Regions from separate parts of the Homo sapiens genome. Here region 1 is linked to region 2. Evidence: read pairs that join two places in POLR2A ChIA-PET (ENCODE). Cell type or tissue: PC-9. All regions are shown on one strand. Links, peaks and the distances in the headings refer to the core of each region. The heading gives the core; the rest is flanking DNA. Region 1 overlaps RYR1 (ryanodine receptor 1). Region 2 overlaps SPINT2 (serine peptidase inhibitor, Kunitz type 2).

Region 1 (9,970 bases), core at 1,782-9,781, 300 kb after region 2:
TGAGGACGATGACGTGAAGGGGCAGTGGGACCGACTGGTGCTCAACACGCCGTAAGGACCCAGCCCCCACCTCAGGGTGGCAGCAGGAGGGGACCTGGGTTTCCACCCAGTCCAGGCCTGGACCCCAAAAAACTAGGGTTTCGGTCCGGGCACGGTGGCTCACACCTGTAATCCCGGCACTTTGGGAGGCTAAGGCGGGCGGATCACGAGGTCAGGAGTTTGAGACCAGCCTGGACAACATGGTGAAATCCCGTCTCTACTAAAAGTACAAAAATTAGCTGGGCGTGGTGGCGGGCGCCTGTAATCCCAGCTACTGGGAAGGCTGAATCAGAAGAATCACTTGAACCTGGGATGTGGAGGATGCAGTGAGCCGAGATCGCACCATTACACTCCAGCCTGGGCAACAAGAGTGAAATTCCACCCCCTTCCCCCCAGACAAAAAAAAAAAAACCTAGGGTTTCAGTCCCTGCAGGCCCTGCCTCATTCTCCCCAAGTCTTACTCTTTCTTTCCATAAAAGAGGCACATTTCCCATGCATTACAGCATCTGTGTGGGTGAGGTTGGCACACAGAGATTCCTAGACTTGAGGCCTGGAGGTTCCTGTTCAGTGACTCTGGGGTGTGAGCCCAGGAACCCGTGTTTTAAACCCTGTCTCCAGGTGTGATTCTTACTCAGGTGCAATGAGTGCAAAATAAAAAAACATGGCCAGGCACGATGGCTCATGCCTGTAATCCCAACACTTGGGAGGCCAAGGTGGCAGATCACTTGAGGTCAGGAGTTCGAGACCAGCCTAGCCAACATGGTGAAACCCCATCTCTACTAAAAATACAAAAATTAGTCTCTACTAAAAATACAAAAAGTAGGCATGGTGGTGGGTGCCTGTGGTCCTAGCTACTCCGGAGGCTGAGGCATGAGAATCACTTAAACCTGCGAGGTGGAGGTTGCAGTGAGCCGAGATTGTGCCTCTGCACTCCAGCCTGGGCAACAGAGCGAGACTCCATCTGAAAAAAAAAAAAAAAAGGAAAAGAAAAAGAAAGGAAAAAAAAAAAAGAAAGAAAAGAAATCATTAGGGGCCCTAGGGGCCGCACTCAGTGGCTCACGCCTGTAATCTCAGCACTTTGGGAGGCTGAGGCAGGAGGATCCCTTGTGCCCAGGAGTTCAAGACCAGCCTGGACAACATAGAGAGACCTATATCTTTAGAAAAAAAAAACTAAAAAGTTAGCCAGACATGCTAGCCTGGCTAGCGCATGCCTGTAGTCTTAGCTGTTTGGGAGGCTGAGGCTGGAGGATGGCGTGAGCCCAGGAGTTCTAGGCTGCAGTGAGCTATGATTATGCCACTGTCCTTCAGCCTGAGTGACAGAGCAAGACCCTATGTCTGGGGGCCAAAAAAAAAACAAGTAGGAATTGGAAGTGCAATGAATCAAAGCACTTCAAATAATTGCAAATCCGTGAATTCATAATCAATCATCGCTCCACCCTCTCAAAAAACAAAACTCGTGGCTGGGCACAGTGGCTCACATCTGTAATCAATCCTAGCACTTTGGGAGGCCGAGGCAGGCGGATCACGAGGTCAGGAGATCCAGACCATCCTGGCTAACATGGTGAAACCCTGTCTCTACTAAAAATACAAAAAAATTAGCTGGGCGTGGCAGTGGGTGCCTGTAGTCACAGCTACTCGGGAGGCTGAGGCAGAAGAATGGCGTGAACCGAGGAGGCGGAGCTTGCAGTGAGCCCAGATGGCACCACTGCACTCCAGCCTGGGCGACAGAGCGAGACTCCGTCTCAAAAAAAAAAAAAAAAAACTCGTTGGCCATATTTGAGGATGTTAGGGCATCAATTTGTCACTTGGAAAACTGGTGAATAAAGGGCCAGAATCATGAAATTAAATGAAATCAACCAGTATGAGGAAGCAGGCAGTTGCACTGGAGTTGGTGCTGAGTTAGGCTGCTGTTTTGGACTCCTCCCCACCCATCACCACGCCAGAGCCTCTTTATCAGAGTGCCATTCTGAGGTCTTTTTTGCACATCTGGCTCTGAATGCAAATTCTCTGCCTCATTTGGGGTCTAGCAAAGATGGCAGTGGGGTCCCCACTGTTCAAGGTTCCTACAAGAAAAGCAGTGGAGCCAGGCGCAGGTGGCTCACGCCTGTAATCCCAGCACTTTGGGAGGCCAAGGCGGGAGGGGGGATCACCTGAGGTCAGAAGTTTGAGACCAGCCTGGCCAACATGGCAAAACCCTGTCTCTACTAAAAATACAAAAATTAGCCGGGCGTGGTGGTGGGCGCCTGTAATCCCAGCACTTTGGGAGGCCAAGGCGGGTGGGGGCATCACCTGAGGTCAGAAGTTCAAGAACAGCCTGGCCAACATGGCAAAACCTCGTCTCTACTAAAAATACGAAAATTAGCCGGGCGTGGTGGTGGGCGCCTGTAATCCCAGCTACTCAGGAGGCTGAGGCAGGAGAATCGCTTGAACCTGGGAGGCAAAGTTTGCAGTGAGCAGATATCACACCACTGCACTCCAGCCTGGGCAACAGAGTGAGACTCCATCTCAAAAAAAAAGGAAAAAGAAAAACAGTGGAGTTTCAGCCAACCCTGTCGTGGCTGACAGCTCTGATCCCTCTGGCCCTAACATCTTATACTCACGCTTTCTCTCTCTCTCTCTGCAGGTCTTTCCCTAGCAACTACTGGGACAAGTTTGTCAAGCGCAAGGTGAGAGGACATGGATGCCCTGGGTCCTGGATTGGGTCCCTGCCTGCCACCAGGCCATCACAGGCCTGCCAAGCACTTGCTTGGTGTGTGACCTTGGGCAAGAGGTTTTTTTGCCTTTCTGAGTAGCACCTCAGTTTCCCCATGGGGAGATGGGCATAGTAAGCTTGCTTCCCTTTCTTGAATGGGCACATGGAAAGAGCAGAGCATCAAGGCCAAGCGTGGTGGCTCACGCCTGTAATCCCAGAACTTTGGGAGGCTGAGATGGATGTAACACTTGAGCTCAGGAATTTCACAGCAGCCTGGGCAACATGGCAAAATGCCGTCTCTACCAAAAATACAAAAAATTAGCACGGTACCGCATGCCTGTAGTCCCAGCTACTCAGGAGGCTGAGGTGGGAGGATCGCTTAACCTGGGAGGCAGAAGTTGCAGTGAGCCAAGATTGCACCACTGCACTACAGCCTGGGTGAAAGAGTGAGACCTCATCTCAAAAAAAATAATAATAACAAAAAATAAGAAAGCATAGCATAGTGCCTGGCACAGAGTGAATACTCAAGAAATACTGGTTGAGGCCAGGAGCAGTGGCACACGCCTGTAATCCCAGCACTTTGGGAGGCCGAGGTGGGCAGATCACTTGAGGTCAGGAGTTTGAGACCAGCCTGGACAACATGGCAAAACTGCATCTCTACTAAAAACACAAAAATTAGCTGGGCACCTGTAATCCCAGCTACTTGAGAGACTGAGGCAGGAGAATCACTTGAACCCGGGCGGCAGAGGCTGCAGTGAGCCGAGATCGCGCCATTGCATTCCAGCCTGGGTGACAGAGCGAGACTCCGTCTCAAAAAAAGAGAGAAATACTAGTTGAAAGAGAGGAAGTTAGCAATATGTCTTAAGCACACACACTCTGGAACCAGATTGCCTGCTTTTCTTTTGTTTTTTTCTTTGAGACGGAGTCTCGCTCTGTTACCCAGTCTGGAGTGCAGTGGCACAATCTCAGCTCACTGCAACCTCCACCTCCCGGGTTCAAGCGATTCTCCTGCCTCAGCCTCCCGAGTAGCTGGGATTACAGGCACCCACCACCACGTCTGGCTAATTTTTGTATTTTTAGTAGAGACGGGGTTTCGCCATGTGGGCCAGGCTGATCTCGAACTCCTGACCTCAGGTGATCCACCCGCCTCGGCCTCCCAAAGTGCTGGGATTACAGGCACGAGCCACCGCGCCCAGCCGATTGCCTGCCTTTCTATTTCTGGCTTATTGACCTTTCTGTACCTCATACTCAAAGTGGGGTAATAATACGGCCAACCCTACAGGGTTGTTGTATTATGTACTACATGAGCAGTATCTGGCATATAGGAGAACACTAGATATGTTGGCTGTTACTATAATTCGTTCACTCATATTTACGGAGCACCTATTATGTGCCAGGAACAGTTTTAGAAACCTGGGATCCCGTGTTAAACAAAACAGTGATTCTGACCTTCAAGTTGGAAAGATAGATGATGAACCCAAGTACAGTATGTCAGTGGTGATAAATGCTGTAGAAAAAAACAAAGTGGGCTGGGCACGGTGGCTCACGCCTGTAATCCCAGCACTTTGGGAGGCCAAGGAGGGCAGATCACTTGAGGTTAGGAGTTCAAGACCAGCCTGACCAACACAGAGAAACCCCGTCCCTACTAAAAATACAAAATTAGCCGGGCATGGTGGTGCATGCCTGTAATCCCAGCTACTCAGGTGGCTGAGGCAGGAGAATCGCTTGAACCCGGGAGGCACAGGTTGCAGTGAGCAGAGATGGCGCCACTGCCCTCCAGCCTGGGTGACAGAGGGAGACTGTCTCAAAAAAAAAAATGCACCTCCCATTTCTCACTCAGAGTTTGGAGTGTCCCCAGAACCCCCTTGCAGGCCACGACACACACCCACACTCCAGCTGTGTCTACACAGCCTGATGCTCTCTTGTGCAGGTCCTGGACAAACATGGGGACATCTACGGGCGGGAGCGGATTGCTGAGCTACTGGGCATGGACCTGGCCACACTAGAGATCACAGCCCACAATGAGCGCAAGCCCAACCCGCCGCCAGGGCTGCTGACCTGGTGAGCCCAGGACACCCCTGCACAGGCCTGGGGCATGCAGGGGAGGTGACTGGAGTCTGACACTCAAGCATCTCTCCCCACCCCCGCCCCCACAGGCTCATGTCCATCGATGTCAAGTACCAGATCTGGAAGTTCGGGGTCATCTTCACAGACAACGTGAGCAGGGGCCCACAGACTGGGGAGGGACTCTGCAGGGGTGGGGCGTTAGGAGGGTTCCCAACGTCGGGTGTTCCTGACCAAAGAATGACTCCTGGGACCCTGAGTGGCTGTGACCCTAGGGTATCTTCTTATCCACACAAGGCTCCTTATCCCCCTAGACATCTTATTAGTATTATTATTACTATTTTTTTTTAAATAGCTGGGATTGGGTGTGGTGGCTCACGCCTGTACTCCCAACACTTTGAGAAGCCAAGGCTGGTGGATCACTGGAGCCCAGAGTTTGAGACCAGCCTGGGCAATATAGTGAGATCCTCTCTCTACAGAAAATTTAAAAATTAGCTGGGGCTGGGCGTGCTGGCTTACGCCTGTAGTCCCAGCACTTTGGGAGGCCGAGGCAGGCAGATCACTTGAGGTCAGGAGTTCAAGACAAACCTGGCACTGGGCATGGCAGCAGGTGCCTGTAATCCCAGCTACTCAGGAGGCTGAGGCAGGAGAATGGCTTGAATCCAGGAGGTGGAGGCTGCAGTGAGCCAAGATCGCACCACTGCACTCCAGCCTGGGCGACAGAATGAGAATCCATCTCAACAACAACAACAACAAAAACACAAAAAATTAGCCAGGCAGACAGGCACAGTGGCTCAGGCCTATAATCCCAGCACTTTGGGAGGCGGAGGCAGAGGTTTGCTTGAGCTCAAACGTTTAAGACCAGCTTGGGCAACTTTTGTAGAGACGGTGAAACCCTGTCTCTACAAACAATACAAAAATTAGCCAGGCGTGGTGGTGCACACCTGTAGTCCCAGCCACTCAACAAGCTGCGGTGGGAGGATGGCTTGAGCCCAGGAGGCAGAGGTTTCAGTGAGCTGCATGTGCACCACTGCACTCCAGCGTGGATAACAGAGCGAGACCCTGTCTCTAACAAAAAACAGAGAGTGGCCAGGTGCGGTGGCTCAGGCCTGTAATCCCAGCACTTTGGGTTGGGAGGCCGAGGTGGGTGGATCACTTGAGGCCAGGAGTTAGAGACCAGCCTGGCCATCATGGTGAAACCCATCTCTACTAAAAATACAAAAATTAGCTGGGTGTGGTGACCCACGCCTGTGGTCCCAGCTACTTTGGAGGCTAAGGCAGGAGAATCGCTTGAACCCGGGAGGCGGAGGTTGCAGTGAGCTGAGATTGCAACACTGCACTCCAGCCTGGGCAACAGACTAAGACTCCATCTCAAAAAAAAAAAAAAAAAAATTAGCTGGGTGTGGTTACCCACACCTGTGGTCTCAGCTACTTGGCAGGCTTAGCCTCCTTCACTTGAACCTGAGAGGCGGAGGTTGCAGTGAGCTGAGATTGCGCCATAGCATTCCAGCCTGGGTGACAAGTGTGAAACTCCATCTCAAAAAAAAAAAAAAAAAAAGACAGAGGAAGAGATGATGGAGTCTCGCTATGTTGCCCAGACTGGTCTTCAACTCCTGACCTCAAGTGATGCTCCTGCCTCAGCCCCCCAAAGCACTGGGGATACAGGCATGAGCCACCACACCCGGCCCAGAACATCCTTTGGCTCCCTCAGTGTGCCCTTAGATTGCCAGATTATTTCCTTCTGGAGGGGGCTCTCATCTCCCCGCAGGATGCCTTCTCACCCGGAATGCCCTGATCCTCCATGTACTCCCCAAACAGAGCTGGCACCCGACCCCCAGGGCACAGCTGACTCTCGAGTGGCCCCTACCCTCCAGAGTGCTCCTCGTGTGTCCCTGCCTTCCCCCTGACCCCTGGCCCTGTGTGCCCACAGTCCTTCCTGTACCTGGGCTGGTATATGGTGATGTCCCTCTTGGGACACTACAACAACTTCTTCTTTGCTGCCCATCTCCTGGACATCGCCATGGGGGTCAAGACGCTGCGCACCATCCTGTCCTCTGTCACCCACAATGGGAAACAGGTGTGGGGAGGACCTGGCTGTGGGGCGTGGGCCAGCAGGGACCAGCGTGGCAGTGGGTGGTGAAGGGATAAGGGCCGGGCAGCTGGGCTGAGGAGGGGCAAGGCCAGGTGCGCTGAGCCGGGGGTGTGTGGGGCAGCAAGGTAGAGCCACAGGGACTGAACCGGGGCCAGGACCCAGCATGGGCAGGGTGGGGGGAGGGCAAGCCCAGGGCGGAGCTGACCTGGCCCCATCCTGCCCCCAGCTGGTGATGACCGTGGGCCTTCTGGCGGTGGTCGTCTACCTGTACACCGTGGTGGCCTTCAACTTCTTCCGCAAGTTCTACAACAAGAGCGAGGATGAGGATGAACCTGACATGAAGTGTGATGACATGATGACGGTGAGCCCCTCCCCTAGCACTCTGGGACCCTTCCTTCTCGCATCTGTTGAAGGAGTTAATAATGGTACCTCCAGGCCGGGCGTGGTGCCTCCAGCCTGCAATCCCAGTGCGTCGGGAGGCCGAGGCGGGACGATTACTTGAGTCCAGGAGTTGGAAACCAGCCTGGGCAACAAAGCAAAAATCCTGTCTCTATAAAAAAAAATTTAAACGTTAGCTGGGTGTTGTGTTGTGTGCCTGGAGGCTAAGGCAAGAGGATCACTTGGTCCCAGCAGTTTGAGGCTTTAGTGAGCTACGAATGGGCCACTACACTCCATCCTGGCAGACAGACAGAGACCCTATCTCTAAAAAATGAAAATAGTACCTACAGTTTGGCAAGCTGATGCATGCCAGGCACATTTTTTTTTTTTTTTTTTGAGATGGAGTCTCACTGTGTTGCCAGGCTAGAGTGCAGTGGCGCAATCTCAGCTCACTGCAACCTCCGCTTCCTGGGTTCAAGTGATTCTCCTGCCTCAGCCTCCCAAGTAGCTGGGACTACAGGCGCATGCCACCACACCCAGATACTTTTTGTATTCTTAATTTTCTTTCTTTCTTTTTTTTTTGAGACAGAGTCTGGCCCAGGCTGGAGTGCAGTGGCGTGATCTCAGCTCACTGCAAGCTCCGCCTCCCGGGTTCATGCCATTCTCCTGCCTCTGCCTCCCGAGTAGCTGGGACAACAGGCGCCCGCCACCACGCCTGGCAAATTTTTTGTATTTTTAGTAGAGCCGGGGTTTCACCATGTTAGCCAGGATGGTCTCGATCTCCTGACCTGGTGATCCGCCCGCCTGGGCCTCCCAAAGTGCTGGGATTACAGGCATGAGCCACTGCGCCCGGCCAATTTTTGTATTCTTAGTAGAGACGGAGTTTCACCATGTTGGCCAGGATGGTCTCCATCTCTGCCTGTGCCGTCGTGATCTGCCCACCTCGGCCTCCCAAAGTGCTGGGATTACAGGTGTGAGCCGCCGCACCTGGCCATGTCAGATACTTTGAACAGTGCCAGGCATATGAGTGCTCCACACCTCTTCGCCATTGTTTCAATATTATTTGAGCTGAGGTTTTTTGTTGTTGTTGTTCCTGAGACAGAGTCTCGTTCTGTCACCCAGGCTGGAGTGCAGTGACATGACCTCAGCTTACTGCAACCTCTGTCTCTCAGGTTCAAGTGATTCTCCTGCGTTAGCCTCCTGAGTAGCTGGGATTACAGGCGCACACTACCACACCCAGCTGATTTTTGTATTTTTAGTAGAGATGGAGGTGGGGGGGTCTCACAATGTTGGCCAGGCTTGTCTCGAACTCCTGACCTCAAATGATCCACCCACCTCGGCCTCCCAAAGTGCTGGGATTACAGATGTGAGCAACTGCACCCGGCCTTATTTGAGCTTTTCAAACTATTATTATTGGAAAGGTACTCAGGGAGCGTGCCCCTGCCACTTATGAGCCGTGTGATTTTGGGGCAGGCTACTCAACCTCCTCCCTATGCCCTGGGGGCCTCACCTGTAAAATGAGTGTGTAATAGTAGTTGCTTTTAGGACTAATAGGTGCTCCCTGGCTATCGAAGACTTAAAAGACTTAGACCATTGCCTTGCACGGTGGCTCATGCCTGTAATCCCAGCACTTTGGGGGGCTGAGGGGGGCAGATTACCTGAGGTTGGGAGTTTGAGACCGGCCTGACCAACATGGAGAAACCCCATATCTACTAAAAATACAAAATTAGCTGGGCATGGTGGCGCATGCCTGTAATCCCAGCTACTCGGGAGGCTGAGACAGGAGAATCACTTGAACCCGGGAGGTGGAGGTTGCCATGAGCCGAGATTGCGCCACTGCACTCCAGCCTAGGCAACGAGAGTGAAACTCCGTCTCAAAAAAAAGGAAAAAAAAAAAGACTTAGACTAGTGCCTGGCACATCCTCAGGATTATATAGATGTTAGCTTCTATCATCATTATCCACAATTAAAAGTTTCACCCAGGCCGGGCGCAGTGACTCACGCCTGTAATCCCAACACTGTGGGAGGCTGAGGCAAGAGGATTGCTTGAGCTTAGGAGTTTGAGGTTGCAGTGTGCTATGACTGCGCCACTGCACTCCAGCCTGGGTAACACATTGAGACTCTGTGTCAAGTTTAAAAAAAAGTTTCACCCAAGGTATACCCAGCGTTCAATGCACATTTATATTTTCTCTTCTATTCTAATAATGGTGATCATAACCCAAATTGATGCGAACTTACTAGAGACACAGGCCACAATCCACAATTAAAAGAATCATTTCTGGGGTTTATCTCCAAAGATGTCCTGCAGTCTGGCTCCGTGGGTTCCTCCCTGCTCTCAGGACAAAGTCCAGCTCCTCAACCTGACATCTGAGGCTCTTCCAGACACGGCCTCGCTGCCCACAGCCTCGTTCTCATTATAGTCACTTATCTTAGTTTTTACTCTAGGATGACTGTGTTCTCTCACATCCTGGGGACACGGAAAGAACAAGTGTATGCCGGGCGCTGTGGCTCACGCTTTTAATCCCAGCATTTTGGGAGGCCAAGGCAGGTGGATCATCTGAGGTCAAGAGTTTGAGACCAGTCTGGCCAACGTGGTGAAACCCTGTCTCCACTAAAAATACAAAAATTAGTGGGATGTGGTGGTGGGCGCCTATAATCCCAGCTACCTGGGAGGCTGAGGCAGGAGAATCTCTTGAACCCCGGAG
Region 2 (16,761 bases), core at 5,359-13,358:
TTGTTTTTGTTTTTGTTTGTTTTTGTTTTTTTGGGTTTTTTTTTGAGACGGAGTCTCTCTCATCGCCCAGTCTGGAGTGCAGTAGCGCGATCTCAGCTCACTGCAATCTCCACCTCCCGGGTTCACATCATTCTCCTGCTTCAGCCTCCTGAGTAGCTGGGACTACAGGCGCCCGCCACCACGCCCGGCTAATTTTTTGTATTTTTAGTAGAGACAGGGTCTCACCACCGTGTTAGCCAGGATGGTTCAAGGTCCTTTGTTGATTCTTCTTGGGAATTTCCACTGGAGGCAAGCAGGGCAACACTTATTTGAGAACCTCTCCTGCACCTTTTTTTTTTTTTTTTTTTTTTTGAGACAGAGTCTTGCTGTGTCACTCAGACTGGAGTGCAGTGGCGCCATCTTGGCTCATTGCAGCCTCTGCCTCCTGGGTTCAAGTGATTCTCCTGCCTCATCCGCCTGAGTAGCTGGGGTTACAGGTGTGCACCACCACACCCAGCTAATTTTTGTATTTTTAGTTGAGATGGGATTTCTTTTCTTTTTTTTTTTTTTTTTTTGAGACGGAGTGTCTCGCTCTGTCGCCCAGGCCGGAGTGCAGTGGCGCGTTCTCGGCTCACTGCAAGCTCCGCCTCCTGGGTTCACACCATTCTCCTGCCTCAGCCTCCCGAGTACTGGGACTACAGGCACCTGCCGCCACGCCCGGCTAATTTTTTGTATTTTTAGTAGAGACGGGGTTTCACCGTGTTAGCCAGGATGGTCTTGATCTCCTGACCTTGTGATCTGCCCGCCTCGGCCTCCCAAAGTGCTGGGATTACAGGCGTGAGCCACCGCGCCCGGCCTGAGATGGGATTTCAACATGTGGGCCAGGCTGGTCTCGAACTCCCGACCTCAGGTGATCTGCCCACCTCAGCCTCTCAAAGTGCTGGGATTACAGGCTCGAGCCACGTGGCCCAGCCCTCTCCTGCACTTCCAAGGGATTTTCGAAATGCATGGACCTCTCAGGTTAATTATAGTGTCTGTAGAACCTTAACTGCTGTAAGCTTTCCAGCAGACTCCACAGACGTGTTATTAGTTGCCACCCTTTCTTTACTTTCCTCCTCACCCCCATGGATAGTCGTGACCCTGGTGGTCAGAGATAAGATGACAGAAGAGCTAAAGTAAAGCTGGTGTTGGCGATCAGCTGGGAATTCTCTAAAACAGCTTCTCACATTATTCTTATCCTCCATAGAAGGAGTGCTTGTCCTACTTGCAGGCAAGGCAGTTTGGTTCCAGGGTAGTTCGAAATCTTATTCACTGATATAGTCAGCAAATGTTTATTGAGCACCCACCAATTGCCAGGCACTGACTCACTCAAATTAGAGCACTGAACAAAATAGACCCCCTCCCCCATCCGTGGCAGACGTGTCATAATGAGAGGAAGACAGTACAATAAATGAACAGATGAATGTATGTCTGGTGATGAGTGTCAGGGTTGGTGTGCTTAGCACTGAAAATGGGGGCTTCTGAGGTTCAAATGGTTGCAGTTCCTAAAGAAGGTTGAGGGCCTTGCCTTCAGGTCACCGCGGGAGACTGGCCCCTTTCCACTGGAAACATTGCTTTGCCCAGTCAGTATTTGAGAGCTCAGCCTGCAATGGAGAAATCACACTTCTCCTCTTTCACCCTGCTCCCCACCCTGTTTCTCATTTTACCCATCCCCAGCCATTTGCAGAATGCATGCAGAGCTTCTGTTTGCCATGTCTGGAGGCTACAGGGGAGGCTGAATAAGGGGTGATAAGCCTGTGGCTCATGTGAGGCGGGAGAGAGCCCAGCAGGAGTCACACTGAAATGACTCCATTAGCCCCAGGAGGCCTTGGCCCACCGGCCATGACTAATGTGGACATTAGAGTGTGGATTCCGATGTCCTGCAAGATCCTCCTCACAAGTGTCATTTCATGGTTTTTTTCTGGCAACATCTTTTTGAAAACTCCCTGTAAAGAAGTGCTGATGTTGATGCTGAGGCCCAGGAACTTTGGAGTTTATTTACCTTTTTTTGTTGTTTTATTTTCCTTGGCAGGTGAAGTAGGAGCTAGAGTTTACTTATTTTGAAGTTTATTTGAAATATGCTTTTTATGATTAGAAGCCATTTTAGAAATGAGGGCGAGGCCGGGCGCGGTGGCTCATGCCTGTAACCCCAGCACTTTGGGAGGCCGAGGCAGGCGGGTCACGAGATCAGGAGATCGAGACCATCCTGGCTAACACGGTGAAAACCCGTTTCTACTAAAAATACAAAAAAATTAGCCTCGCGTGGTGGCGGGCGCCTATAGTCCCAGCTATCTGGGAGGCTAAGGCAGGAGAATGGCGTGAACCCAGGAAGTGGAGCTTGCAGTGAGCTGAGATCATGCCACTGCACTCCAGCCTGGGCAACAGAGCAAGACTCTCTCAAAAAAAAAAAAAATGTTATGCTAAGTGAGAGGAGCCACTTACAAGAGACCACCACATGTTTGGCCGGGTACAGTGGCTCATGCCTGTAATCCCAGCACTTTGGGAGGCCGAGGTGGGTGGATCACGAGATCAGGAGTTCAAGACCAGCCTGGCCAAGATGTTGAAACCCCATCTCTACTAAAAATACAAAAAAAAATTAGCCGGGTGCAGTGGCAGGCGCCTGGAGGCTGAGGCAGGAGAATCGCTTGAACTCGGAGGGTGGAGGTTGCAGTGAGCCGAGATCACGCCACTGCAGTCCAGCCTGGGAGACAGAGTGAGACTCCATCTCAGAAAAAAAAGAGGGCAAGAATTCACATGTTGTTTTACTCACACGTGTTGGAGATGGAGCTCAGGGTGATTCCTGACTGGGCCCAGGGTCCATGGCCTCAGAAGTCCCTTAATCTGAAGTCCTTCACTTTTATGTGATACTGCTGGGCACAATGGCTCACGCTTGTAATCCCAGCACTTTGGGGGGCTGAGGCAGGTGGATTGCTTGACTGAGGAGTTTCAACATGGTGAAACAAAAAATACAAAAAACTAGTCAGCCTGTAGTCCCAGCTATGTGGGAGGCTGAGGTGGGAGAATTGCTTGAGCCCAGGAAGTGGAGGTTGCAGTGAGCCGAGATCGCACCATTGCACTCCAGCCTGGGCGACAGAGCGAGACCCCATCTCAAAACAATTTTATATGTGATAGTTTGTCCATGTGTATGCCAGGGTCTGTCATTTAGAGTGTATGGCATGTTCTTAAAGGGGTGGGGGAACAAAAAGATACTATAATAGTTTGTGACCTTTTGAAGGGCCGCTCTACATGAATAGATATATAGTATGTCTGTGGTGTTAAAATTTTGTGGGGCGATTAGGAAAAACATTTCCAAAAAGTCTTAGGGGGAAGGTAGTAATGAAAAAAGGTTGAGAAACACCATTCCAGAGAGAGGGTCCAAGAGCTTTCCTCAGTTCTGAAAATGGTCCATGATTTGCACAAGGTAAAGAATGGCTGAATGCGAATTAACAGCAGACAGTTTCTTAGAAGATTTGAAACTATTGTTTCCTTCCCAGCTATTCAGATGGACTGCTCGGGTTCTTGTTATGGATTGAGGCGAGGGTAGACTTAATAGTCTTGTTTCAGAGTGGAATATGGAGTGATGGTAGGCATGAGTAGTGATGAGTTGCATTGTGCTGATAGGTTATGAAATGTAAATTTTTTATTTTTTGATATGGAGTCTCTGTCGCCCAGACTCTGGAGTGCAGTGGTGCGATCTCGGCTCACTGCAACCTCCACCTTCTGGGTTCAAGCGATTCTCCTGCCTCAGCCTCCTGAGTAACTGGGATTACAAGCATGCACCACCACGCCCGGCTCATTTTTTTGTATTTTTAGTAGAGACGGGGTTTCACCATGTTGGCCAGGCTGGTGTTGAACTCCTGACCTCAGGTGATCCACCTGCCTCAGCCTCCCAGAGTGCTGGGGTTACAGGCGTGAGCCACCGTGCCCGGCCTGAAATGTAAACTTTTATATCTAAATATTTTATATAGAAAATACCAAGATTTTATATCTGAAACACCAAGATTTTATGAGCCTCATAACTTAAGTAGGATTTGTAATTGTAAATGTTCTTTCCTCATAAATACCTGAGGTTTTTTTTTGAAAGGTTCTGAATTGTCTCAATAATGAAAACTTCCAGACACCCAAGCCTAGAGGAGATGGGTAGTTGGTAGCTTTCTGTACTGGAAACAGAAACACTCAAATATATAGAACCTAGCCAGCTAACCAAAGTAGGTAGATTTATAGATCATCTTAAAATAAGGCTGATTACACAGTAAATGTCACCTTTGGAATCTGGCTTGGTAGAATTGAAATAGGCTTCAGTACCTCCTGTCATTCAGTACCTGTTTTCTTGAACTCCTGACTTCAGGTGATCTGCCTCGGCCTCCCAGAGTGCTGGGCTTACAGGCATGAGCCACTGTGCCCGGCCTCAGTACCTCTTTTTAAGATGCTCTCATTCATTCCCTGGTGAAAAGATGCTTGAAGTGCAAGTGCAAGTAGGTGTGGAAAGCATGGAGGGTTTGTGTTGCTTCATTTGTTTTGGTATTTGTTTTTTCCACCAGTCCCTCCCTCTGGCTTTCTGCCTCCCAGCCCAGCATATCCTGATCTTGTAGCCATGCAGGACTTTGACCCGTGTGGTGGTTTGCCATTGTCTTCCTCCAGGTGAAGATAAGACATCATTGGTTTGGCTTGAGGTTGTACTTTTGGCCTTCCCTGTATATCCTCTTCCTCCTTATCCTCTCCGTCAGCATGCTTGGTTGGACTCTGTAGTGAAATGTGTCATTCTCTTTATTCTGACTGTCCCTATATTAGTCCTGTCTTCATAAAAAATACAATCGTAAAGATACAATATCTACTATTTGTTAAAAGTTTTGTGCTAGGCCAGGTGCGGTGGCTCACGCCTGTAATCCCAGCACTTCAGGAGGCCGAGGCGGGTGGATCATTTGAGCCCAGGACTTCAATACTAGTCTGGGCAACATGGTGAAACCTCGTTTCTACAAAAAATGCAAAAATTAACCGGGTATGGTGGCACACGCCTATAGTCCCAGCTACTTGGAGGCTGAGGTGGGTGGGTCACTGAGCACAGGTCAAGGCTACTGTGAGCCAAGATTGTACCACTGTACTCCAGCCTGGGTGACAGGGCAAGTCCCTGTCTCAAAAAAAAAAAGAAAGCTGTGTGCTAAATACTATTTTAAGCAATTATAATGGATTAAAAACTCCTTTAATCTTCACAACAATGTTTTTTCTTTCTTTTTTTTTGAGATGGAGTTCTTTGAAACTCTTGGATTAAATGACTCTTCAGAGCTTTCTTTGCTTTTTGATACTAAGGAGTGGCATGTCTGGGGATTTTTATAGCAAATAACTTCTCCTTGGCTACTATCCTTAGAATTCCAAGTGTTTTTAATGAAAAGAGGAGACTTGTTTTTAGTGATGTTAGTTGTTTTTAGGAAAGGTGTTCTGCAGTGTTTTTCGCTAAGGTGGCTCACGCCTGTAATCCCAGCACTTTGGGAGGCCGAGGTAGGCAGATCACTTGAGGTTAGGAGTTTGAGGCCAGCCTGGCCAGCACAGCAAAACCCTATCTACTGAAAATACACAAAGTAGCCAGGTGTGGTAGTACACTCCTGGAGTCCTAGCTACTCAGGAGGCTGAGGCAGGAGATGACTTGAACCCGGGAGGCAGAGGTTGCAGTGAGCCTAGATCGCACTATTGCATTCCAGCCTGGACGACAGAGTGAGACTGTCTTAAAAAAAAAAAAAAACATAAAATGGAGAGGTAGACCAGCTTACGGGAGGTGTTGCACTTCCCTCTGCCACTGGAGAGACTCTGGATCTGCAGCCAGGGAGCTTGTGAAGGCTTCTTGTCCACGGAAATGAGGGCGGCAGTTGTGACTTTCTGGATGGTGGCCCAGAGGAAGCAACACTGGCAGAGCCTCTTCTGTGAAGCAGCTCTGCGAGCAATTTTGTGACATTGAAAGAGCAAAGGATAAAACGTTGAAAGCTGATCCAGATCTAGAAAAGTGTTTGGCAATTGCTGGAAAAGGTGTAGAAATGATGCTTGCTCTGTATCGTAAGTTATATGGTGAGAAGACCACAAGCACGGTTCAAACTCCCCTTAGAAATTCTTTTGCACAGAAATTAACACTTTAATCCTAAATGTTTCCAATGTTTTAACTTACAGTATGCTAAATAAACATTCTTTCTGTTTGTTTGTTTTGTTTTGTTTTGTTACTCTGTGCATTTATAGCCAATAGAGTTTTTCTTTCCTTATTTTTTTGACACAGGGTCTTGCTCTGTCGCCCAGGCTAGAGTGCAGTGGTGCGATCTCAGCTCACTGCAACCTCCGCCTCCTGAGTTCAAGTGATTGTCCCGCCTCAGCCTCCCGAGTAGCTGGGACTACAGGCGCGCGCCACTGTGCCGGGCTAAGTTTTATATTTTTAGTAGAGATGGGGTTTCGCCATGATAGCCAGGGTGGTCTTGAAATCCTGACCACAGGTGTGAGCCACTGTATCTGGCCAAAAAAATTTTTTTATTTTTTGTAGAGACAGGGTCTCACTATGTTGCCCAGGCTGGTCTTGAACTCGTGACCTCAAATGATCCTCCTGCCTCGGCCTCCCAAAGTGCTGGGATTATAGGTATGAGCCACCATGCCCAGCTTGACAAAAAAATTTTTTTTTTTTTTTGAGAGATGAAGTTTCACTCTTGTTGCCCAGGCTGGAGTGCAATGGATCAGCTCACTGCAACCTGTGCCTCCTGGGTTCAAACGATTCTCCTGCCTCAGCCTCCAGAATAGCTGGGATTACAGGCATGCACCACCACGCCCGGCTAATTTTGTATTTTTAGTACAGACGGGGTTTCTCCATATTGGTCAGGCTGGTCTCGAACTCCTGACCTCAAGTGATCCACCTGCCTCGGCCTCCCAAAGTGCTGGGATTACAGGTGTGAGCCACCACGCCCAGCTGACAAAAATTTTTAAATGTCATTGAGCAGTATCATTTTTCCCACTGATTATGAGATTGCTTTGTGTGATCACACACTGACGGGCAGGCCAATTGCTGCTTGTATTCAGTATTTGGCCCCTTATAGAAAACATTTGCAGACCCTTGTTCTAGAAAAAACAGATGGGTGGGAGGAGGAGGAGGAGAAGCATTTCAGGAGTGGCTTTGGGCTTTCCTGTCCTGCACGTGGTGAGGCAAGAAGCTCTTGTGCCTCAGCTCATAGCACTCATGGGAGTCTGTCAATAACTAGAACCCTAGGAGTTATTTTTGCTTGTTTTAAAAATAAGCTTGTTTTGGGGCCAGGCGTGGTGGCTCACGCCTGTAATCCCAGCACTTCGGGAGGCCGAGGCGGGTGGACTTACAAGGTCAGGAGATCGAAACCACTGTGGCTAACATGGTGAAACCCTGTCTCTACTAAAAATACAAAAATCAGCCGCGTGTGGTGGCGGGCGCCTGTAGTCCCAGCTACTCGGGAGGCTGAGGCAGGGGAATGGCGTGAACCCAGGAGGCGGAGCTTTCAGTGAGCCAAGATCGCACCACTGCACTCCAGCCTGGGCGACAGAGCGAGACTCCATCTCAAAAAAACAAACAAACAAAGCTTATTTTAATGGATATAAAAACATGAATGAAATAAGACACCAAGTTCAAGGTGGTAGGGGGTTAATTTGGAAGAGGCAGAGCAAATGTGATTGAATGAGGGGTATGCAAAGGGTTTCTGCTCTATCCATATGTTTTATTTATTAATTTATTTTTGGAGAACAAAGTCTCGCTTTGTTGCCCAGGCTGGAGTGCAGTGGCGTGATCTCGGCTCACTGCAACCTCCACCTCTTGGGTTCAAGCGATTCTCCTGCCTCAGCCTCCCGAGGAGCTGAGACTACAGGCACGTGCTACCACACCCGGCTAATTTTTGTATTTTTCAGTAGAGATGGGGTTTCACCATATTGGCCAGGCTGGTCTCGAACTCCTAACCCCAGGTGATCTGCCCAGCAGGCCTACTCTATGTTTTAGTCCTTGAGAATGTTAGAATTTGATGACACTGAGATGTGGATATACCAGACATGGGGTATTTTCTGTACTCATCAGCATATTTGAAATATTTCATTAAAGTTCTTACTTTGCAAAGTAGACACAGCTGCAATTATGCATTTTTGGAAAATGATTAGGTACTATCTCATCTGTTTTGTTTTTTTGTTTTTTTGTTTTTGAGATGAGGTCTCTGTCACCCAGGCCTGAGTGCAGTGGCGCAATCTCAGCTCACTGCATCCTCTGCCTCCCGGTACAGGTGATCCTCCTACCTTAGCCTCTCAAGTAGCTGGGACTGCAGGTGCACACCACCACACCCGGCTCATTTTTTTTGTATTTTTGAGCTCAAGCAATTTGCTCGTCTCAGCCTCCCAAAGTGCTGGGATTACAGATGTGAGCCACTGGCCCAGTACTATCTTGCTAAGCCTATAAAATTAGATTAGATTGGTAGTACTTGGGACCCCTCAGAATTCTATAATGTCCTTCTTAGAAGGTGACAGCAGATCTATCCAGCAGACTGTAGATTGTTGTCTTAGTCACCGGCTGATTGTCTTGGTTAAAGCTCTAGTGACTTCAGAACCAGAGAAACTTGTTTTCCAACACATTCAAAGACCAGTTTGCTTTGCAATTTTGCAATAGCTGACATTCAGAATGCCTGCGAGGATTTTGTAAGTGAGGTTCATATTTCGGATAATGTGTGACTTTTGCCATTTCTGATGCTTTTCCAAAAGAAAGTTACTCTTCCCTAAAGGCAGGAATTCTACTTTTGCTTAGATATTCTGAAGCTTATGAGTTCATCCAAATTTGGTTCCTTTCAGCATTTTCCTGTTGGTCCGTCTCCGTTTTGAAAACATACAGAATGTACTTAATTTTGCCCTACCATTTGTGAGCATACAAAATAGCACTTGAGTCATATTTTTCATGATTGCTTCCCAATACTATTCTAAGACCAACATAGCATTTTGTCATTTCATAATAATAGAATTCCTCATTAAGGAATAACTTTCTAAAAATGTGTCCAGCCCATTTCCCCCCCAGCCCTGGCCGTTTCCTTTGGTATGTTGGTGTCCGTGACCCTGTCATTGAGTGTGACTGAAAACAGAGGCCTGGCAGAGGGCCTGGCCTTTGTGAGCCCTCAGATTGTGATAAAGACCCTGAGGAATGTTTTGGCTTTTAGGCAACCTCAGTTCTGTTTTCCTGCTGCCTGTTGATGCAGTGGCTTTTTCTTCCCATCAGTCTGAAGGGTCGTGTTAGTGCCTGGGCTCTCATCAGACCACAGGGAACTCATCCTGGCACTGCTGGCTGCCTCACTTTAACCACCTCAAGTCTCAGCATTCTCGTTTGTAAAGCGGAGATATTATTACGTGATTCACAGTTTTATTGTGACCATTAGAGGTAGGGCACATGATATGCCAGGCATCATGCTTGGCGAAGGCAATAAGTAATGCAGCCAGGTGCTGTGGCTCATGCCTATGATCCCAGCACTTTCAGAGGCGGAGGCAGCAGGATCACTTGAGACCAGCCTGGGCAACATGGTGAGAACCCCATCTTTACAAAAAATTAAAGTTAGCCAGGCGTGGTGGTGGGTGCCTGTAGTTCCAGCTACTCAGGAGGCTGAGATGGAAGGATTGCTTGAGCTCAGGAGGTCGAGGCTGCAGTGAGCTGTGATCATGCCACTGTACTCCAGCCTGGGTGACAGAGTAAGACTGAGTCTCAAAATAAATAAATACAAGGTTTTTGCAGAACAGTGAATGAGAAAATGCACTGTTGTTATTTGTGGTGGAAGTGAATACTATATGGCCTGTGTTTCCTGAAGGAACACTGCCTCCATTAAAACAAATGAGCAAACAAAATCCCTTTTCATGACTTCAGTTCTCTCAGGCCTGAGAGTAAAGTTTACATCATAGATGCTTAAAAACAATTCAGTTAGTGAAAGCATGTGACAAGATGAGACGATTTGTCTTCAACGAGGAGCTTCCTTCCATACTCACAAAAAGATGTGTGTCTTAACATAGTAAGGACATGGTTAAATTTAGTCTTATTTGGACCTAACTTCAGCCAATTAATCTGCTACTTAGAACTCTTTTACTCAAATGAAATTTGAGTAAAAAAAAAAAAAATTTTTTTTTTGGCCAGGTGCGGTGGCTCGTGCCTGTAAACCCAGCACTTTGGGAACCCGAGGCAGGTGGATCACCTGAGGTCAGGAGTTCGAGACCAGCCTCACCAACATTGAGAAACCGCGTCTCTCCTAAAAATACGAAATTAGCTGGTGTGATGGCGCAGTCCTATAATCCCAGCTACTCAGGAGGCTGAGGCAGGAGAATCACTTGAACCTGGGAGGTGGAGGTTGCAGTGAGCCGAGATCGCACCATTGCATTCCAGCCTGGGCAACAAGAGCAAAACTCCATCTTAAAAAAAAATTATTATAATAATTTTCAAGTATATACAAAGCAGTGACACATTTTGTAAACCCCCATGCACCATCACACAGCTTCAACAACTACCAACATCTGTCTTTCAGACATGTTTTTAGTCCAAGTTTTCTCTTAATAAAGAGACTTTTTCTTTTTCTTTTTTGTTTGTTTGAGACTGAGCGTTGCTCTGTCGCCCAGGCTGGAGTGCGATGGCAAGATCTTGGCTCACTGCAACCTCCGCCTTGCGGGCTCAAGTGATTCTCCTGCCTCAGCTTCCTGAGTAGCTGGGACTACAGGTGCCCACCACCATGCCCAGCTAATTTTTGTATTTTTAGTAGAGATGGGGTTTCGCCATGTTGGCCAGGCTGGTCTCGAACTCCTGACCTCAGGTGATCCGCCCACCTCACCCTCCCAAAGTGCTGGGATTACAGGCGTGAGCCACCATGCCTGACCATAAAGACATGTTTCTAAATTCTCCTGGGACAACAGTGAAGTTCTACCTTTCCTTCCTACTTTACCGAAGGAACCTGAAAATAAGGCTGCTTTCTGAAACTTAAACTACTAAGTCAGTGATATTTAGAGCAGATGTAAGCAGCTGTCTAGACACAGAATGGCTTCCCAGGCTCGCAAGACTTGTCATGAAGCCCCCAGCACGTCAACAGAAAGCATCCAAGCTAGAAGAGGCACTGGCTCACAGCAGCACCCCAGAAAGGAAGCGTCTCAGGGACAGATCGTGACCGTGCTCCGGAAGAGCTGTCCTCAGCCGCTACTGTGAGCATTTGGCCTGCCTGACAGATTCTGTTGGTGAGAATGTTCTTAGGAATCATACAGTAAACTAACTTTATTCTGACTTCAAGCATCGTGTTCCATTGATGCTTGCTTTCCAAGGTGTTTTGCTGATTCACATCAGCATGCAACCTGCTTGACAGAATACAGTGATGTTCTCACTGTAAATTCATCACCTGCTGCTGTGGTCTCATGTATCATCCCGTGCGCTGTTAGCTGAGGCCAGTGCTCCTGTGTCTCCTCAGCACGAGGGCACTGGCAAGAGTGCATGTCTGGGCCTATAAAGATGTTGGCCAGGTTCTAGGCAGGGTTGAATTCACCAAGGTAACTGCCATCCATCCCTCAATAGGCATTTTTTCTCCTACACACCCTCAGGCACATGCCACGTGTACCTGGCACCCTTACTTACGAAGTTACCGAATTCCTGCCATGATACTGTGGGTCACCCTGCTTCATTCTCAGGTGTGGTGTCGGGTGGTTCCTGCCTGGGCGCCGGGTGTTGTTGGGCCCTCCCTCAGGTTATTGGTTTTTGTTTTGAGATGTAATTCACATGCCATATGATTCACCCATTTAAGGTGTACAATATTCCCCTGAAGTTTATTGTGGAAAAAGGCTGTGTCTGACACTGCTTAGGAAGCTAAGACACAAAGCAGCCAGAGGGGCTGCCAGGGCTCACTGTGGCAGGGCGGCGGAGAGGCTGCTGGCGCCTCTGTAGCTGTTGGGTGCTCTTGCCTTGATGCTGTTTTCAGCTTTGGATTGTAATTGGGTCCCACGTGGGTCCTCTTCATCTCGTCTTGTTGGTGGCAGTGTTGCTCCCAGCGTTGGGGTGGGCAGAGTCACACACCAGAGGACCTCCTCCTGCTGTTTTCTCTGGACCTTGTTGATTATGTGTTTTGTGACCTTTGGCATATTGTACCTGTTCCAGGTGTACAGCCAGCTGGTTTTGGTTGATGTGTAATGGACAAAAGGTGCCCCTATTTAAAAAAAAAATTTTTTTTCTGCTTGTAGTCCCAGCTACTCAGGAGGCTGAGGTGGGAGGATCACTTGAGCCTAGGAGGCAAGGCTTCAGTGAGCCATGGTCCTGCCACTGCACTCCAGCTTAGGTGACAGAGGAAGACCCTATCTCAAAAACAATTATATAGGCCGGGCGCGGTGGCTCATACCTGTAATCCCAACACTTTGGGAGGCTGAGATGGGCGGATCACCTGAGGTCAGAAGTTCGAGACCAGCCTGGCCAACATGGTGACACCCCATCTCTACTAAAAATACAAAATTAGCCAGGTGTGGTGGTGCATGCCTGTAATCCCAGCTACTTGGGAGGCTGAGGCAGGAGAACAGCTTGAACCTGGGAGGTGGAGGTTGCAGTTAGCGGAGATCACGCCTCTGCACTCCAGCCTGGGCAACAAGAGTGAAACTCTGTCTCAAAAAAAAAAAAATTATCATAAAATCACTCGTTTTAAGTATATCATCCAAGGATTTTAGCACCTTCTACAGAGCTGTGCAGCTATTGCCACAATCCAATTTTAGAACATTTTCATCATCCCCTAAAGATCCTTTTACCCATCACTCCCCATTCCCACCCCCAGTACCAAGCAGCCACTCATCTACTTCCTGTGTCTATTGATTTGCCTTTTATGGACATACTGTACACTTTCATTCATATGAAGTGTCTAGATAAGGTACCCTCTAACGGGTGACTTTTCATGGTTAGCTTTTTTCAAATGATAGGGAATTTCCTGCTTCAGAAGATGCTTTTTCTGCTGTGCTACTTACCTGTGATCTATTGTGTGGGTGGGATTTCCTTGGAGGCATGTATGTGTTTGTTTGTTTTGCAGAGTAGCAACCTTTTTTGTCCGTTGATTAGTGTTCTGTGGAACATCTGGTTTCATGCCCATCACTGTGACATATTTGGGGAGACACAACAGAAGATATATCCCTAGTGGGTGAAACAAACCTAACAAACATGAAAACAACTAGCGAGGAGTCAATGACAACATCTAAGCAAGCGTTTGGCTGTGGGATGCTTTTATTGGAGACATGTTTATCAAGCATCCTGTGCCAGGCCCTGTGCAGGTTGGAATGCCCTTGTGCTGAGCAGGCAGAGGTGGGTGAAGGCCAGGGTTAGGGAGGGGTGATAACCGTGATACAGGAGCAGACATGGAGCCACACAGCCAGGCTGTTTTCTTTTCAGGTCGCCTTCAATCCTTCCAGTGGAAAGGCTTATTTTGGTGCAGGTGTTGCTTCTAGCAATTGTTTCTCTCTCCCTTTCAAGAGAGCGTACCGACCTTTTGCAAGAAGTGTTTCTGGCTGGAATTTTATAACATTGGCTTTTGTTTCCCTTTTACTAAAGTAGGGCCAGATTTGAGGGTGCCTTGAAACCCAGGCCCATCTTGGTGTGCCCAAATAGGAGCTGTAACAAGCCGTGGTGCAGGGGTAGGACCTGTGTTGTCTTTGGAGCCATGGGCTGGGCTGCAGGCACTCGAGTTAAGAAGCTTCCTTCTGAGGCTCTTCCAGTAATTTGAGTGTCCTGTGGCCTGCCTGGGCAGAGAGTGGACAGGAAAGATCAGGAAAAGCACGTGTGAGGACTACCGAGGGTGCTGATAGCGCCTCTCCTTCCCAACTTCACTTCTCTGGCTCTGACCTTTCAGCCCTAAGCTCCCCTTGGCCCTGTGGGATGGGGCAGCATCCAGAAGGGTCTTGGAGTCAGGTTTTGTTTTGTTTTTTTTTTTTTAAGTCATGTTTCCATTGGGCGTAGTGGCTCGTGCCTGTGATCCCAGCACTTTGGGAGGCCGAGGCAGGCGGATTGCTTGATCTCAGGAGTTGAAGACCCTCCTGGGCAACATGGTGAAACTCCATCTGTACTAAAAGTTCAGAAAAAAAAAGCCCAGCATGGTGGCGCACGCCTGTAGTTCCAGTTGCTTAGGAGGGTGAGGCAAAAGAATCGTTTGAACCTGGGAGGCAGAGGTTGCAGTGAGCTGAGATCGAGTCACCACACTCCAGCCTGGCGATGGAGTGAGACTCTCTCTCCAAAATAAATAAATAAAGTTATGTTTCTACACTGGATGTGCATGTCTTCAATAATGGGGACAGGGGACAAAACACACAACTGAAATACAGTTCAGTGGGTGGGTTGCTGTCTTTATTGTTGGGTGATGTGTTTATACAAGGAAGGAAGCACTGAGTGGGCCTGTTGACGATCTGGGCTTGGGAAACAGCTCACAGGGGAACTGCTGGAACTCAAGGCTCTGGTTCTCCTGGGGGATCCATGTACAGGTCTGTGCGTGTCCTTTGTTGCCAGGATTGCCCTGCCAAGCTAACCGGGTTGTGCTTCGCGTTTCAGACTTCTGCCTGGTGTCGAAGGTGGTGGGCAGATGCCGGGCCTCCATGCCTAGGTGGTGGTACAATGTCACTGACGGATCCTGCCAGCTGTTTGTGTATGGGGGCTGTGACGGAAACAGCAATAATTACCTGACCAAGGAGGAGTGCCTCAAGAAATGTGCCACTGTCACAGGTGAGATGGCAGTAGTTGGAGCTTTTGTTTTTTTCCTTTTTTTTTTTTTTTTTTTTTTTTTTGAGACGGAGTCTTGCTCTGTCGCCCAGGCTGGAGTGCAGTGGCGCGATCTTGGCTCACTGCAAGCTCCGCCTCCCGGGTTCACGCCATTCTCCTGCTTCAGCCTCCTGAGTAGCTGGGACTACGGGCACCCACCATCACGCCCAACTAATTTTTTGTGTTTTTAGTAGAGACATGGTTTCACCTTGTTAGCCAGGATGGTCTCGATCTCCTGATCTTGTGATCTGCCTGCCTCAGCCTCCCAAAGTGCTGGGATTACAGGCATGAGCCACTGCGCCCAGCCCCTGCTTTTTTTTTAGACAGGGTCTCACTGCAGCCTCCACCTCCTGGGCTCAAGCAGAACCTCCCACCTCAGCCTCCTGAGTAGTTGGGACTACAGGCACATGCCACCACACCTTGCTCATTTTGAAATTTTTTATAGAGGCGGGGGTCTCCCTATGTTACCCAGGCTGGTCTTGGACTCTTGGCCTCAAGTGATCCTCCCACCTGGGCCTTCCAAAGGGCTGAGATTACAGGCGTGAGCCACTGTGCCCAGCCAGATTTTGCTCTTTAGAGACAATTTATTAACTGGAATGTGGATACTTTCCTCTCTTTATTAGTTCTTGACAGTGGAATCTGGGTGACGTTTTAAAAAGCAGAAGAAACAGGCACCGTGTGAATGTCCTGGTGGCCGTACAGTGGTTTCACAGCAGACCCTCACTCCTCCTCTTCCCAGAAAGGGAGCAAAACAACAGGGCAGAGCTGGGGCCAGCGTGACCCAGCTTCCTTTCTCCCACTTTACTAAGTGCAAGTTTCAGAGCAGACCAAAGAGGAAGTAGCCTTGCCTTCTTGAGCAGAGGCTTTTTGATCCACTCCGACAGGGCTGCCCCTCTTGTTCCCTGGGTATTTGGGTTATTTTATTTTATTTTGAGACAGAGTCTTGCTCTGTCGCCCAAGTTGGAGTGCAGTAGAGCAATCTCGGTTCACTGCAACCTCAGCCTCCTGAGTAGCTGGGATTCCAGGTGTCCACCACTACGCCTGGCTAATTTTTGTATTTTTAGTAGAGATGGGGTTTCGCTATGTTGGCCAAGCTGGTCTTGAACTTCTGGCCTCAGGTGATCTGCCTGCCTTAACCTCGCAAAGTGCTGGGATTACAGGTGTAAGCCACCGCACCTGGCCGCTATTTGGGTTATTTTTAATTGTGGGACAAGTGACTTGAATAGCTCACCCAGCCAAGTTACCGATCAAGTTAAAACAAACATACGTCCTGGAATCCATCCTCTTTGCGGCCCTCACCTGCGAGGAGTTCTGTGGAATCAAGGTAATTTTGACCCTGATAACCTCACAGTTTAAATTAAAACCTAAACCTCCCAGCAGCGTGCCCTGGCTCTTAGCTGAGTGAGAAGGACTTCCTGAGAGCTGGTGGTGATGAGACATTGGCCCTTTGGGGCTGCTCCATCCCGAGTGTTCCAGAGACCCGAGGGTTTGGCCATCCAAATCCTATGTTAAAGATTTTCACTTTTTTCTTTTTTTCTCGCTTAGTCGCCTACCAGGCTGGAGTGCAGTGATGTGATCTTGGCTCACTGCAACCTCCACCTCCTGGGTTCAAGTGATTCTCGTGCCTCAGCCTCTCAAGTAGCTGGGACTACAGGCGTGCACCTCCACACCTGGCTAATTTTTGTGTATTTGGTGAAGATGGAGTTTCACCATGTTACCCAGGCTGGTCTCAAACGCTTGAGCTCAAGCAATCTGCCTGCCTCCCAAAGTGCTAGGATTACAGGCGTGAGCCACTGTGCCCAGCTAAACATTTCACTTTAACTGAAAAAACAAACAATTACACTGGCCTTTAAGTAAAAAATAAATAAAAATATTTTCAGCGGCACTCCCCCTAACATGTTTTTTTGATGACTTGGTGTTGTCTCTGTGAGCCACCGTTGACCCAGTTACTGTATTTCTATCGTCAGCTGTGATTCATTATGAAGGAGGACTTGGGAGAA

The links. Peaks named below come from ENCODE experiments on the same cell type or tissue, not always from the same donor. Only the 100,000 strongest peaks of a DNase experiment are listed, where the experiment ranks them.
Region 1: POLR2A ChIA-PET joins it to region 2 with 24 read pairs; 2 of 35 experiments call an interaction of 5 or more read pairs at or near these places.

What each region holds. Positions count from the first base shown.
Region 1 is chr19:38,573,257-38,583,226 of GRCh38, forward strand. RYR1 (ryanodine receptor 1) reads left to right here. Exons shown (of 106, transcript NM_000540.3): 96 at 1-51; 97 at 2,663-2,705; 98 at 4,662-4,792; 99 at 4,888-4,948; 100 at 6,726-6,872; 101 at 7,114-7,248. Among named protein-coding and RNA genes, the nearest start is that of MAP4K1-AS1, 18 kb to the right of the region's middle. RefSeq lists an enhancer at 6,295-6,796. In PC-9, for the core only: no CTCF peak of the experiment used is centred there; a DNase peak (open chromatin) is centred at 6,245.
Region 2 is chr19:38,269,073-38,285,833 of GRCh38, forward strand. SPINT2 (serine peptidase inhibitor, Kunitz type 2) reads left to right here. Exons shown (of 7, transcript NM_021102.4): 2 at 14,555-14,725. Among named protein-coding and RNA genes, the nearest start is that of SPINT2, 13 kb to the left of the region's middle. In PC-9, for the core only: no CTCF peak of the experiment used is centred there; DNase peaks (open chromatin) are centred at 8,589 and 9,049; H3K4me3 peaks cover 1,418 bases; H3K27ac peaks cover 3,234 bases.